2 separate regions of the Homo sapiens genome follow, and region 1 is linked to region 2. The links are chromatin contacts, found by Hi-C or POLR2A ChIA-PET in ENCODE. All regions are on one chromosome and are shown on one strand. The core of a region is the stretch at or near the end of the contact, and the rest is flanking DNA. Distances in the headings are between cores, read along the strand shown.

What was found. A loop is a pair of places that touch in the nucleus more often than their neighbours do. ChIA-PET counts read pairs that join two places held with the same protein, here RNA polymerase II (POLR2A). Pooled maps may share reads with other maps.
Region 1: a loop to region 2 is called in a map of PC-3, with 5 times the contacts of the local background. The contact joins two enhancer-like sites. A Hi-C loop is called at or near these places in 21 of 168 maps with a recorded cell type or tissue (CD4-positive, alpha-beta T cell, CD8-positive, alpha-beta T cell, PC-3 and 15 more), 4 of 37 single-sample maps with no recorded cell type and 24 of 50 pooled maps. POLR2A ChIA-PET finds 5 or more read pairs at or near these places in 16 of 52 experiments (A549, CD4-positive, alpha-beta T cell, CD4-positive, alpha-beta memory T cell and 11 more).

What each region holds. Positions count from the first base shown.
Region 1 is chr9:129,498,933-129,504,878 of GRCh38, forward strand. LOC124900275 (extensin-like) reads left to right here. Exons shown (of 4, transcript XM_047424330.1): 3 at 4,391-4,740. It overlaps LINC00963 (long intergenic non-protein coding RNA 963), which reads left to right. Exons shown (of 5, transcript NR_038955.1): 3 at 3,465-4,207; 4 at 4,391-4,740. Among named protein-coding and RNA genes, the nearest start is that of LINC00963, 13 kb to the left of the region's middle. Within about 2 kb of position 3,204, at least 6 of the 41 ENCODE cell types and tissues checked have a DNase peak (open chromatin) inside an H3K27ac peak, as active enhancers do.
Region 2 is chr9:129,411,210-129,417,003 of GRCh38, forward strand. No RefSeq gene overlaps it. Among named protein-coding and RNA genes, the nearest start is that of LINC00963, 75 kb to the right of the region's middle. RefSeq lists silencers at 2,225-2,304, 2,325-2,494, 2,605-2,814, 2,955-3,094 and enhancers at 3,676-4,495, 5,089-5,588. Within about 2 kb of position 1,987, at least 41 of the 41 ENCODE cell types and tissues checked have a DNase peak (open chromatin) inside an H3K27ac peak, as active enhancers do.

The DNA of each region.
Region 1 (5,946 bases), core at 1,954-4,453, 89 kb after region 2:
TGAGACTGTCCCTTGCACTAAGTGCCCTGCCCTCCACTTGAGGCACAACCCATGGGACACCTCCAACCTCTCCAGGACCAGGGAATGGCCCAGCCAGGCCAGACTAGGAAATGATGGATGGAGGAGGGCCTGGGCTGCTCCTCTGAAAATCCACCCCCAGCCCTGGTCACTCTGGAACCCTGGAGCAGCATCTGAGCCCCTCCTCAAGGAGCCCAGTGGCTGGAGGGCAGCGTCCAGGGCCACCTGCCTACCTCTTACTCAGGACCTGGTCTGTCCTCTCCCAGGATGGAGCTTGGGGTTCCTGAGCTTGGAGCTGCCTGTAATACCAGGCCCAGTGGCTCAGCCAAGGTCAGGTTCCAGACAGTGGCTGGGGTAGTGGCAGGAGAATGAAGGTCTAGACAATCACAGAGACTCTGGGAGGCCCAGAGAAAGTGGAAGCCAGAGAGGAACCCAAAGTCCCAGAAACTGCAAAGAATGCCAGGGAGAGGAGGAGAGAGAAAAAGGCCACGTAGCAGCCCTGAGCCCGAGAACATGTGCCACATTTTCTCTGTCTGTGGGTCTGTTGAGTTTGGCCCAAATGGCTCTGAGCTGACTCTGCAGCCACAAAAACTTAGGGCCTTGAAGGTCCCATCCAACGCATGAAGGACTCTCCCTGGGATGGAAGCAAAGAGGGAAAAAGGATTACAGGCACATGCCTATAATCCCAGCTACTTGGGAGGCTGAGGCAGGAGAATCACTTTAACCTGGAAGGCAGCGGTTGCGGTGAGCTGAGATCACGCCATTGCACTCAATCCACCACACCCGGCCAATTTTGTATTTTTGGTAGAGACTTGGTTTCTCCATGTTGGTCAGGCTGGTCTCGAACTCCCGACCTTAGGTGATTCGCCTGCCTCAGCCTCCCAAAGTGCTGGGATTACAGGCATGAGCCACCGCACCCAGCCGATTTTTTGTATTTTTATTAGAGACAGGGTTTCGCTGTGTTGTCCAGGCTGGTCTCAAACTCCTGGCATCAGGTGATCCACCCGTCTCAGCCTTCCAAAGTACTGGGATTGCAGGCATGAGCCACCGCGCCTGGCCCAGGCAGTGTTCTTTTCCCTATTTTGCAGATGAGAAGACCAAGGCTGAGAGAAATTTGTAGTCGGCCCAGAGCTATATATACAGCAGGAAGCTGCGGGAATTGCGATTCAAACTTTCAGGCCTGCTGTCTCCCTGGGAATTCTGTTCTCACTGCCTCCATATAAAGAAATACACGTGCAGGAGGCAGCCCAGAGCACCCTCCTCTCCCTCCCAAAAACCCACACAGTGATCCTGGCCAGGCCCCCTGGGCCCAGGAGGAGCCGTGTCCCCATTAGGCATCTCTGAGCTGTGCTTTCACATTGGGGTCCCCCCCACCAGGGCTGGTGGAACACAAAGGGGGGTGGCCAAGGCAGAGAAAGAGCCCGACAGGCCAGGAGCCGGCTTTTCTCCCTGCTTTCTTCCTCCCTTGCTTCTTTGTTAAGCTCCCTTTCAGCTGAACCGGCAGAGCCTGGGTGTTCCGAGCTGACAATAATTGCTGCGTCTAGACAGTGTCTGGTATGAGGCCTCCCTCTCCGCGCCTCACCGGCCTCCCCGAGGCTCCTATTCCCAGCCCCGCTGGCCCCTGCTCTGCGCCCTCTGTTTCCCACACCCCTGCCCCTATCTGGCTGCCCAGGGTGCCCTGTCCTGCCTCCCTGCTGCTCTAGGCCTCCCTCGAGTTTTCAATCCTTGCATCTCTTCCTCCCTCCCCAGCCGCACCCCAGGCGCTGGCCCCATTCCCTCCCACGGCCTGAAATTCAGGGAACAAAGGTGGTTTTGCATCTGGCTGTGGCTGGGAGACCTTCGAAGGAGACTGAGCCAGGCAAACCCTCCCCTCCTGGCTCTTGGCCCCCTAGGAGCCAGAGACTCACATTGCTGGCTTCTGAGCTGAGCTGGGAAGTTCTGGGATTGATGCTTGAGACACCCTTAAGGCTCCTTCCCTCGTCTTCCTATCCGGCCTGGATGGGAACCCAGAGAAATCAACGCAGGAAAGACTTAGGATAGATACAAGGAAGAACTTCCTGGTGACTCTGACCGGCAGACATGGATGGGATGGTTTCAAGAGCTTCAGGGGACAGGAATTCAGTCTTCACAAGGTCTAAGAGTTCCTCCTGCCAGGCTCAGATCTGCAGCTCTGGAAGATTCCCCAGAAGCCAGAGTCTCCTCACTGGTATCAGATGCTCAGGGTGACCCCGAGATAATAACAACCACAGCCAGCATTTGCCCAGCCCTTGCACCAAGTGCTGTGCAAACTCTGCATGCATATCAATTGTTATAATCCTCTCCAGGGCCCTGAGAAACAGAGAAAATGAGCTTATGATTAGTTCCATTTTACAGATGAGGAAACTGAGGCACAGAGGGGTTAAGTAACTTGCCCAAAGTCACCCAGCCAGGAGAGGAGAAGCCAAGATTTGAAGCCACAGAGGTTGGCTCCAGAGCCCCAATAACGACCAATGATAGGAACACGAAATGCTTAAAATCATCTACCCGGGACTGGGATGAGCCCTTGGCGTCTGGTGTTTCCTTGCATCTCACAGGCTGTTAAGATCCAGGGTTATGCCCACTATCTAGATGAAAAGAGAAGAGCTTGGGGCTGCAGGCTGTGACCAGATGGTGACCTAACTCCATGTCAGAAAGGCCGAGCCATCCAGGCTACTGGGCTGCAAGTAAAAGGCTCACTGTGGAGCGGGAGCTCAATACATGTGCGGGACCATTTCCCACTCCTTCCTTCTGGGCTTTCTTGGGCACCTCCTGCCCTGATCAAGCTGGGGGAGACAGAGGCCAATGTGTGGCTCTGTCCTCAGGAGACCATGGCCTAGAGGAGACTGGCAAAGCAGCCAGCTTCAATCTGGAGGAGGAATTGTGATGATGCAAGGGATATGGGACCTCTGGGAGCCAACAGGAGGGACCCTAAATCCAAGAAGGCTTCCTGGAGGAGGTGGAATCAACATGGCTTCCTGACAGATGAGTAAAAGTTAGGCGGGCCAAGAGGGGAGGGAAAAGTGCTCCAGGAAGAGGAAATCTACACATAAGAAGGTCTCAAAGTGGGAGAACAGGGTAATCTAGAAGAACTAGAGAAACTTAAGCAGCTGTGTCAGGTCAAACAGTGGGTGGGAATCACGAGGCTGGAGCCCAGCTGATCAGGAAGGCCGTCGAGTGCCAGGTTGAGAGCTGGGACTTATCCCCAGGCAGGGAGGCCTATTGGGAGACTGCTCTGAGAGTCCAGGCAAGTGGGGCTGTGTTGACTGTGAGGATGTGGAATGGAGTGGGGCTGGAGGACTGGAGAGGCCCTCAAGAGTTGTAGAAAGAGGGTCTCCTCTGATGTGGAGCTGGCCTGCAAGTGTGATGCTGTTCCAGACAGAGAGAACAGCATGGACAAAGGCTTTCTTTTTTTTTTTTTTTTTTTTCAGACGGAGTCTCACTCTGTCACCAGGCTGGAGTACAGTGGTGTGATCTCGGCTCACTGCAACCTCCGCCTCCCAGGTTCAAGCGATTCTCCTGCCTCAGCCTCTCAAGTAGCTGAGATTACAGACGTGTGTCACCATGCCCTGTTAATTTTTGTTTGTTTGTTTTGTTTTTTGTTTTGTTTTGTTTCGTTTTTTGTTTTTTTTTTTTGAGACGGAGTCTTGCTCTGTCGCCCAGGCTGGAGTGCAGTGGCCCCGATCTCGGCTCACCGCAAGCTCCGCCTCGCGGGTTCATGCCATTCTCCGGCCTCAGCCTCCCGAGTAGCTGGGACTACAGGCATCCGCCACCACACCCAGCTAATTTTTTGTATTTTTTTTAGTAGAGACGGGGTTTCACTGTGTTAGCCAGGATGGTCTCGATCCCCTGACCTTGTGATCCACCCAAGGCCTCGGCCTCCCAAAGTGCTGGGATTACAGGCATGAGCCACCGTGCCCGGTCAATTTTTATATTTTTTGTAGAGACAGGGTTTCACCATGTTGGCCAGGCTGGTGTCGAACTCCCGACCTCAGGTGATTGTCGGCCTTGGCCTCCCAAAGTGCTGGGATTACAGGCGTGAGCCACCGCGCCCAGCCGGTGGGCAGCCAGTTGTGTTCCGGGAGGAGGAGGACACCCTGGAAAGACAGTGGGGCCAGACACTGAACTGCCTTTGGAAGCAAGTAGGAGCAACAGCGAAGGTTTGCTGGCTCAGGTAGGAGGATTAATTGGAACGATTAAGCTGGAAGCTCTGTAAGACGGATTAGAGGGGCAAACTTGGAGGCAGGAAGGCTGGGAGGAGACCACTGCTGAGTGATTTTTCTTCCCCCACAGGTTCCCAGTCCCTGATTTCTGGCCACTCCGCCTTTCTGTGAGTCATTTTGTTTTTGTTTTTCAGAAGCAAGGTCTCGCTGTGTTACCCTGGCTGGAGTGCAGTGGCTACTTACAGGCATGATCATAGCATACTGCAGCCTCGAACTCCTGGACTAGAGCAGTTCTCCTGCCTCAGCCTCCAGAGCAGCTGGGACTGCAGACACGCACCACAGAGCCCAGCCTGAGTCATTTTGATTCTGTAACTGGCTTCCTCTCGGCGGGCAGGCTCACACCCTCCACCCCCAGCTGGAGATGGAAGGAGGATGCTCACCGCCCATTCCTCATGCAGGCCATCGATGGAAATGTCAGACAGTGCGAGTCCACGCCTGAACACTTCTGGGGTCCGCTCTGGGACTGACACTGGCAGATCCATCGGTGAGCTCCCGCCTGCCACCTCTGGGCCTGCATTGCGGTGATAGGGCCAAGGGCCTGGGCCTTCAATTCTCCAGACTTGCCAAAATGCTCAGCGCAGGCCTCGTCGGCAACTGCAGACAAGCAGAGGCAGCACCTGGGCTCTGCCTGTGCCTGGCACAGTGAAGCGAGGGTGGGGGCAGGAATGAGGGTCCTCTCCATGCAAGGGGGGAAGATAGAAGAACAAAATTTCACCCTAATGTAGTGTCTTTAGACCGTGCAATGTTGTGCTCCTGTTAGTCTGATATCAGGGGCTTGCAGCCTGGCAAAGGAAAAAAAACAGGCTGAGGCACATGATAGAAGACAGGCAGGGATGCCACAATCATAACCATGGCAAAGACCAGGATCAGAAAGGCCCACCATCTCTGACCCCAAATCCCTGGGCAGATGGTTCCAGAACTCAGAATTTTCCCAGTTGTAGAAAGATGGGGCCAGGTGCAGTGGCTCACGCCTGTAATCCCAGCATTTTGGGAGTACAAGGTGGGCGGATCACCTGAGGTCAGGAGTTCGAGACCAGCCTGGCCAACATGGTGAAACCCTGTCTCTACTAAAAAAAAAAAAAAAAATTAGCCGGGCGTGGCGATGCATGCCTGTAATCCCAGCTACTCGGGAGGCTGAGCCAGGAGAATTGCTTGAACCCGGGAGGCGGAGGTTGCAGTGAGCCAAGATCGCGCCACTACACTCCAGTCCGGGCGACAGAGCAAGAGTCCATTCCCCCACCACCAAAAAAAAAAAAAAAAGAAAGAAAGATGATGTGATACATATCACATATTTCCTAACACCCCCAACCAAACACATTTATGCATATGCATAAAGCAGACGAGGAAAGATTCTAAATAGGCTCTGAATCTCAGTTTTCTCATCTCTACAATGGGGCAGTGATGGCATGCACCTCCCAGGGCTGTTCTGAGAATCTGATGCCTCCCATTGCACTGGTGAGCCTGGCACAGGCACAGGTCCCACCCCAGGCCCTTTGAACTGGCTGTTCCTTTGGCCTGGAACATTCCTCCCCAGATACCTCCTGAGAGGGCTCCCTCACTTCCTTCAAGGCACTGCTCAAATGCTACCTCTTCACAGAGGCTTTCCCTGACCACCCCGTCTCTTTCCTCTTCCTGCATAGCCTCTGTCACCTGACATTTTATGTCATAAATTACTCATTTATTAATTTCC
Region 2 (5,794 bases), core at 737-3,236:
AGGCTCTGTTATTTATTTATTTATTTATTTATTTGACGGAGTCTCTTTCTGTCACCCAGACTGGAGTGCAGTGACGCAATCTCTGCTCATTTCAACCTCTGCCTCCCAGGTCCAAGTGATTCTCTTCCCTCAGCCTCCCAAGTAGCTGGAATTACAGGTGCCCGCCACCACGCCCAGCTAATTTTTGTATTTTTAGGAGAGATGGGTTTTCACCATGCTGACTCGGCTGGTCCTGAACTCCTGGCCTCAAGTGATCCGCCCTCCTCATCCTCCTAAAGTGCTGGGATTACAGGCGTGAGCCACCACGCCCGGCCCAGGGTCAGTTATTACCCCCATTACTTAACACATAAAGAGGCCAAGTCTTGGAGAGAAGAACTCGCTGGCCCAAGGCTTCGCTGAGAAGGAAGGATTTGAACCCTAGCACTCTGGCGACAGTGGCCCCTGACTGACAGTTGTCCTGCCCCCAGCCCCAAACTTCTGATCATACAGATAATTCCACAGATGAAAGAGTGGGGCAACCAGCACCTGAATGGAAGGCACAGCGCCACGGTCCCATCTAGGCTCTATCACCAGCTGGTGGCGCATCTTAGCCCCATCTCCTTCCCCTCTCCAGGCCTCAGTTTGCCCAACTGTAAAACAAGAAGTGGGGGTAGTTGGTCTGGGTAATCTCCGAAGTCCTCCCAGATCTGGGGTTCTGCAACACTGGGTGTCTACTGTCATTTTGTCACAAACTTTGCCCAGGGCTCCGACTCTCGCATCAGCTAAACCCTCTGAACCCACCACCAGCTCTGCGTGGACGGTCAGCCTGTGGGGTGAGTGCTGGTGACTCGGCGTGGAGGGAGGTATAGGCCTGCCCGATGCCTGTCCGTATCTCAGGGCTGGGAACCTCTGTCTTACACTCCACAAGCGCTGGGGTGGGATGGGGTGGGAGTGGGGTGGGGTGGGGGTGGGGGTGGGGTGGGGATGGAGGATGCTCTTTCTTCTTGGAACCAGTGACTTTGGTTCACACATTCAGGGAGGGCTGTGCAGCTGAGAGCGGCTGGTGCTGGGAAGAGAGCTGAAGATCACTTTATCTTGAAAGGGCAAAGGTCTCCGTGACCAAAGGCTAACCGCATGTCCTTGGAAGAGAAAAAGAAAAAGAAAACATGAAACAGGCTAAAGGGGTCTCTGAAAGTTGTTTCCAAAACCTGGGTTGTTCACTAGGAGTTGCTTGTAAGTGTAAACACTTTTTTATTTTTATTTTTTGAGATGGAGTCTTGCTCTGTTGCCCAGGATGGAGTGCAGTGGCATGATCTTGGCTCACTGCAACCTCTACCTCCCAGGTTCAAGTGATTCTCATGCCTCAGCCTCCCTAGTAGCGGGGATTACAGGCGTGCACCACCACGCCTAATTTTTGTATTTTTAGTAGAGACTGGGTTTTGCCATGTTGACTAGGCTGGTTTCAAACTCCTGGCCTCAAGTGATCCTCCTGCCTCGGCCTCCCGAAGTGCTGGGATTACAGGCGGGCCGTGCCCGGCCAACATTTGTTTTTCTGAACCCATGGTATGGTGTGCACTGCAGAGGCTTTTTCCTCTGGCTTCCCTGTCCAGAGCAGCAACTGTATGCATTTGAGCTGATAATGTCCAAGAGTGGGGAGCTGAGTTAGGAACAGAATCACAAACTTTAATTAGCAGGATGACATTAACATCCCAGCAGGGGCTTGGGGGCGTCCTTCAGGCCCATCTGATCCCGGTGGACACCTCCCCACAGGACCCGCAATCTTGGGACACTGGAAGCCAGGCGCCCTTTGAGGGTGGAGGGAGGCCACCCACCTCCCCATGTGGCCAGAAATTGCATGCCCCGGCAGCCTGCCCTGGCTTGGTTCAGCAGGGCCCAGAATGTTCTGGTCTTTATCTGGTTTAGTTTTAAGTGCTTCCAACGGCAGCAGGGCTGTTCCACCACAGTCCCCAGGAAATTGGTCCGTGTAGGACGGAGCCTTCCCGAGAATGAAGTCATCTGTTCCTTTTTTATTTTTTGTTGCCTTTCTCCTTCAACGCGAGTCACCGGGCCTCTGCAGTCCCTCCCCGCGCCAACGCGCCCCGCCGCGGGGCCCGGACGGGGTGGCGGGGGAAGGGGCGAGGAGCAGGGCCCCGGGGTGCGCGGCCGCCCGACGCCCCCTGCTCTCGCCCTGCCCCCCGCCCCGGCCCCCGCCCGCCGCGGCCTGAAGGTGAGCTCCCGGGGGGCCGCCCGAGCTCCGGCGCGGCCCGCTCGGCAAACAATAACAGTAAATAACGCTCCCTTGTCAACGTAATAAAAACGGAAACGGTTACAATGTTTTTTAATAAGCGTCCCCCATCAATCTCCCTCCCCCTCGTCCCGGGCCGTGGGCACCGGGGAGGAGGGGGAAGGGTGGGGGGCACCGGGGCGCGCTGCTTGGGGGACCCGGGGTGCAGGAGGAGGACGCCCGGGGGAAGAGGGGAAAACACAGCAAGTGAGAGACGAGGGGGCGCGAGCGGCCGGGGTCACGCGCGCCAGCCGAGCCGGGAAGCGGCCGCGGTGAGTAACACCGTTGCCATGGCGACGTGGCCACGAGGAACAGGAAGCGGCAGAAATAGCAGCCACCGCGGCCCGCGCCGCCCGGCCCCTCCCCCCAGCCCGTTGCCACGGAGACCGGGCCAGAGCGAGGCTGCGCGGGCGGCCGCGGCCGCCTGCGCCCCAACCCGCGCATGCGCAGCGGGGCCTGGCCCACGAGGGCGTCGCGGGTGTGTCCCGTCGCCGCGCCGGGGCCACCTGGACCCCCAGACCTGCCCCTGCCGCCCGCTTAGGTGGTGGTTCGGGGGCCGGGGGAAGGAAAAGCCAAATCGTTCCTTGTTTGCCTTTGGAAAGCCGCCCTGCCATTGTTCCGGGCGGATTCCTTGGTTTCCAGGCGCTGTAGGCCAGGAGAGGAGGGGGCAGGAACCCCGGCCCAGCGGTCCCAGACGTTTTCGAAGCGACAGACCCTGGGCCCAGCGCGGGGACGCGGAGGGGACACGGGCTAGCAGCCCTGCCCTCCGGAGCTCAGGCCCAGTCCGGGCTTCCCAGGCCCCGGGGCTGCCCTCCCGGAGCCCGACCTCCCCTGGGGGTGGGGGTGCTGCCCCGGGGCCCCCTTCCTGGGTTTCCTGGTCCTTTTGTTCACGTATCCCCCTCCCCGGATTGAACCAGCAAAGAGCACAAAGCAGAAAATACATCCTTGCCGCCCGCAGGCTCCCTCATCCCGCAGAAAACTCTGAAACAGTCCACACCCGTCCCAAAGTTGAGAGAAACCTGGACGTTTCATAAACAAAACCCGCCCTCCAGCAGCGTGTTTATGTGGAGGCGGCCTCGCGTGTCTGAGGCTGGGGTGTGTGTGCTCGTGTGTGTGTGTACGTGCGCCGGGGACACGCGATCATCTCTCAGGTGTTTGTGGAGAATTTTTTTTCTCTCCAGATTTTGTTTGGTTTGTTTTTAATAAGGGTCAGAGGTCTGGGCTTCTGTGGGGAAGGGGCAAAGGTCATCTCGGATGGCCAGGCTGGGAGGTCCTAGGGGGAGGGGTCGCGGGGCCTGGGCTGCCGGGCGAGGCGGGAGCCGGTGGGAGTCAGCGGGGACAGGCTCCGCGAGCTGCTCCTGGGGTATGGCCCCAGAGAGGACCCGAGCCAGGACTGGGATCTCTCTCCCCTGAGCAGGGCAGCTGTCACTTCCCCGGCCCCTGTCCTGGCCACACTGGCCAAGAGAGAAGGCAAGCGGAGTGGCCCCGGTCTCTGGGGCTTTCTGCATTGGAAAGGGGAGGCTTTTGTTTTTTGTACAAGGCGGACTTCAACTTTCAGCGAGCAGGCTGACCAGATGGGAATGTAGACAGGGTGTGCGGGGAAGGGGGACCGCATGCTTCAAACCTCCTTCCTGCCACCATCGCCTAGCAGCCTGAGCCCCCACTGCGGCCCTGTGCTGGCTGAAGGGAGGGAGGGGCTAGGGCTGATGTTTCTTCTTCCCTCCTTCCCCCACCCCCCTTTTCCAGATGTGAGAAAGGAACCCCGCCCTGCAGGGGAAACTTGTCTGGTGTCCAGAAGACTTAGGATCCACGGTGGAGGTCTGGGTGCCATATTGCCGTCTCTCCTTGAAGGAGAAGATGAACACATAGGGAGAAGGCGCCTGGGAGCTGTCGCTACAGTCTAGAGAAGCCCCACCTTGGCCCAGCAGTAGCCTGTGCTGAGAACCGGGATTCCAGGACCAGACAGTCCTGGCGGTGGATCCCGGCTCTGCCGAAGCCACAGCTTGTGTATCTGGACAACAGGGATAGCGCAGTGCCCGTGTCACAGGTGGTGATGGCTCCTGGAGGTGGTGCACACAAGCTCGTGGCATGGCATCTGGTGCACAGTAGGTGCTAGAACATAGAAGCTGTCATTGGAGCTGGTGTGACCCAGGATGGCCACCTTGGGTCTCTGACACTCTGGGGCTGGCTGTGTCCCAAGGCAGGTTCATCTTTGGTCCAGCCTCCAGGAAAGGAGCACTGGACTGGGGTCAGGAGAAGCCGAGGCCAGGGGTTCTGCCACCAACCCATTGTGTAATCCGAGGCAAGTCCCTGAGCTGCTTTGAGCCTCAGTCTTCCCATCTGGCAAATGGGGATAATAATCACAACCACCATTGATTGTGAACTTACTCAGTGCCAGGTACTCCACCGAGGTCTGTACATTTCCTTATCTAATTCTGCCCTCAAAACAACCAAGTGAGGTAAAGACCACGATGATCCCACTTTCACAGATGAAGGGGCAGAGCCTCAGAGAGGTGAAGTCACTTGCTGGGGACACAGCTGGAAGATGGTGCAGTCGCTGTCACACACCCCTGAGAGCGAGTGTCCAGCTGCTGCTCCTGTCTCTGTTGTTCCCCTGCCCTTCCTGCTCACCCCCTGTACTTTTCGGTGGCTCCGGCCACAGCCCTCCCTTTGTATTTGAACCCTTGGATCCAGCCATTCTGGAATCTTCTGAGTCTGGTGCAGATCCAGCCCCCTCAGTGGGAGACATCCTCAGGGGTAGATGGTGGCTTGAAGAAAGCCAGGTGGGCCCCACATGGTCCCCACAGTCAACCCGGCGGCTCACAGCTGATCGGCCATCCACCGTGTCTCCCCCTGCCATTTACACCGAAGGGTTGGGGTTCCTAACACACCCGGGTGGACGCGTGGCCTCCAGATGGTGCAGTTAATCCCGCTGGAAGCCGTAAATCAGCGAGATTGTCCCAGCTTCCCCTCCCCTCCTCCGTGCTGTCACCTCCAGAAGCTGGTGGGAGAAGCACCCCTCCAGCCCCGCCCTCCCGCCCCGGCCTTTGTTCCTGCTCAGTAGCCGGCAGGACGTGGCCCAGTCACGGTCTCCACGGCCCACGTTTGAATCTCAGCCCTGTCACTGCCTGGCACGGTGGCTTTGGCCAAGCACTTCATCTCCTGTTATCCTCAGTTTCCTCATCCATGAAATAGGGTGGGTCACAGCACCTGCCTGGTCCTAAAGATGGGGGCTGCTGTGTGTGAGCGCTCCACCCTGGACCTGGCTCCCGGGGGGTCCTCGGATATGCTGCTGGTTATAACAAGTTCTTACTCTGGGCTAGGTGTTGTAATGCTTTAGCTCAGTGAATCCTCAAACAAGCACATTATGACCCTTTTATAGGTGGGGAAGCTCCCACTCCGAGAAGGGAAGTAAGTTGCCCAAGGCCACACAGCCAATTAGCAGAACTGGGATTAAATCAGGCAGGCCTGTGCAGCTCTAAAGACCTCGCTGTAACCCTAGGTTCCTGGCCCTCCCTACTGAGGCCCTCT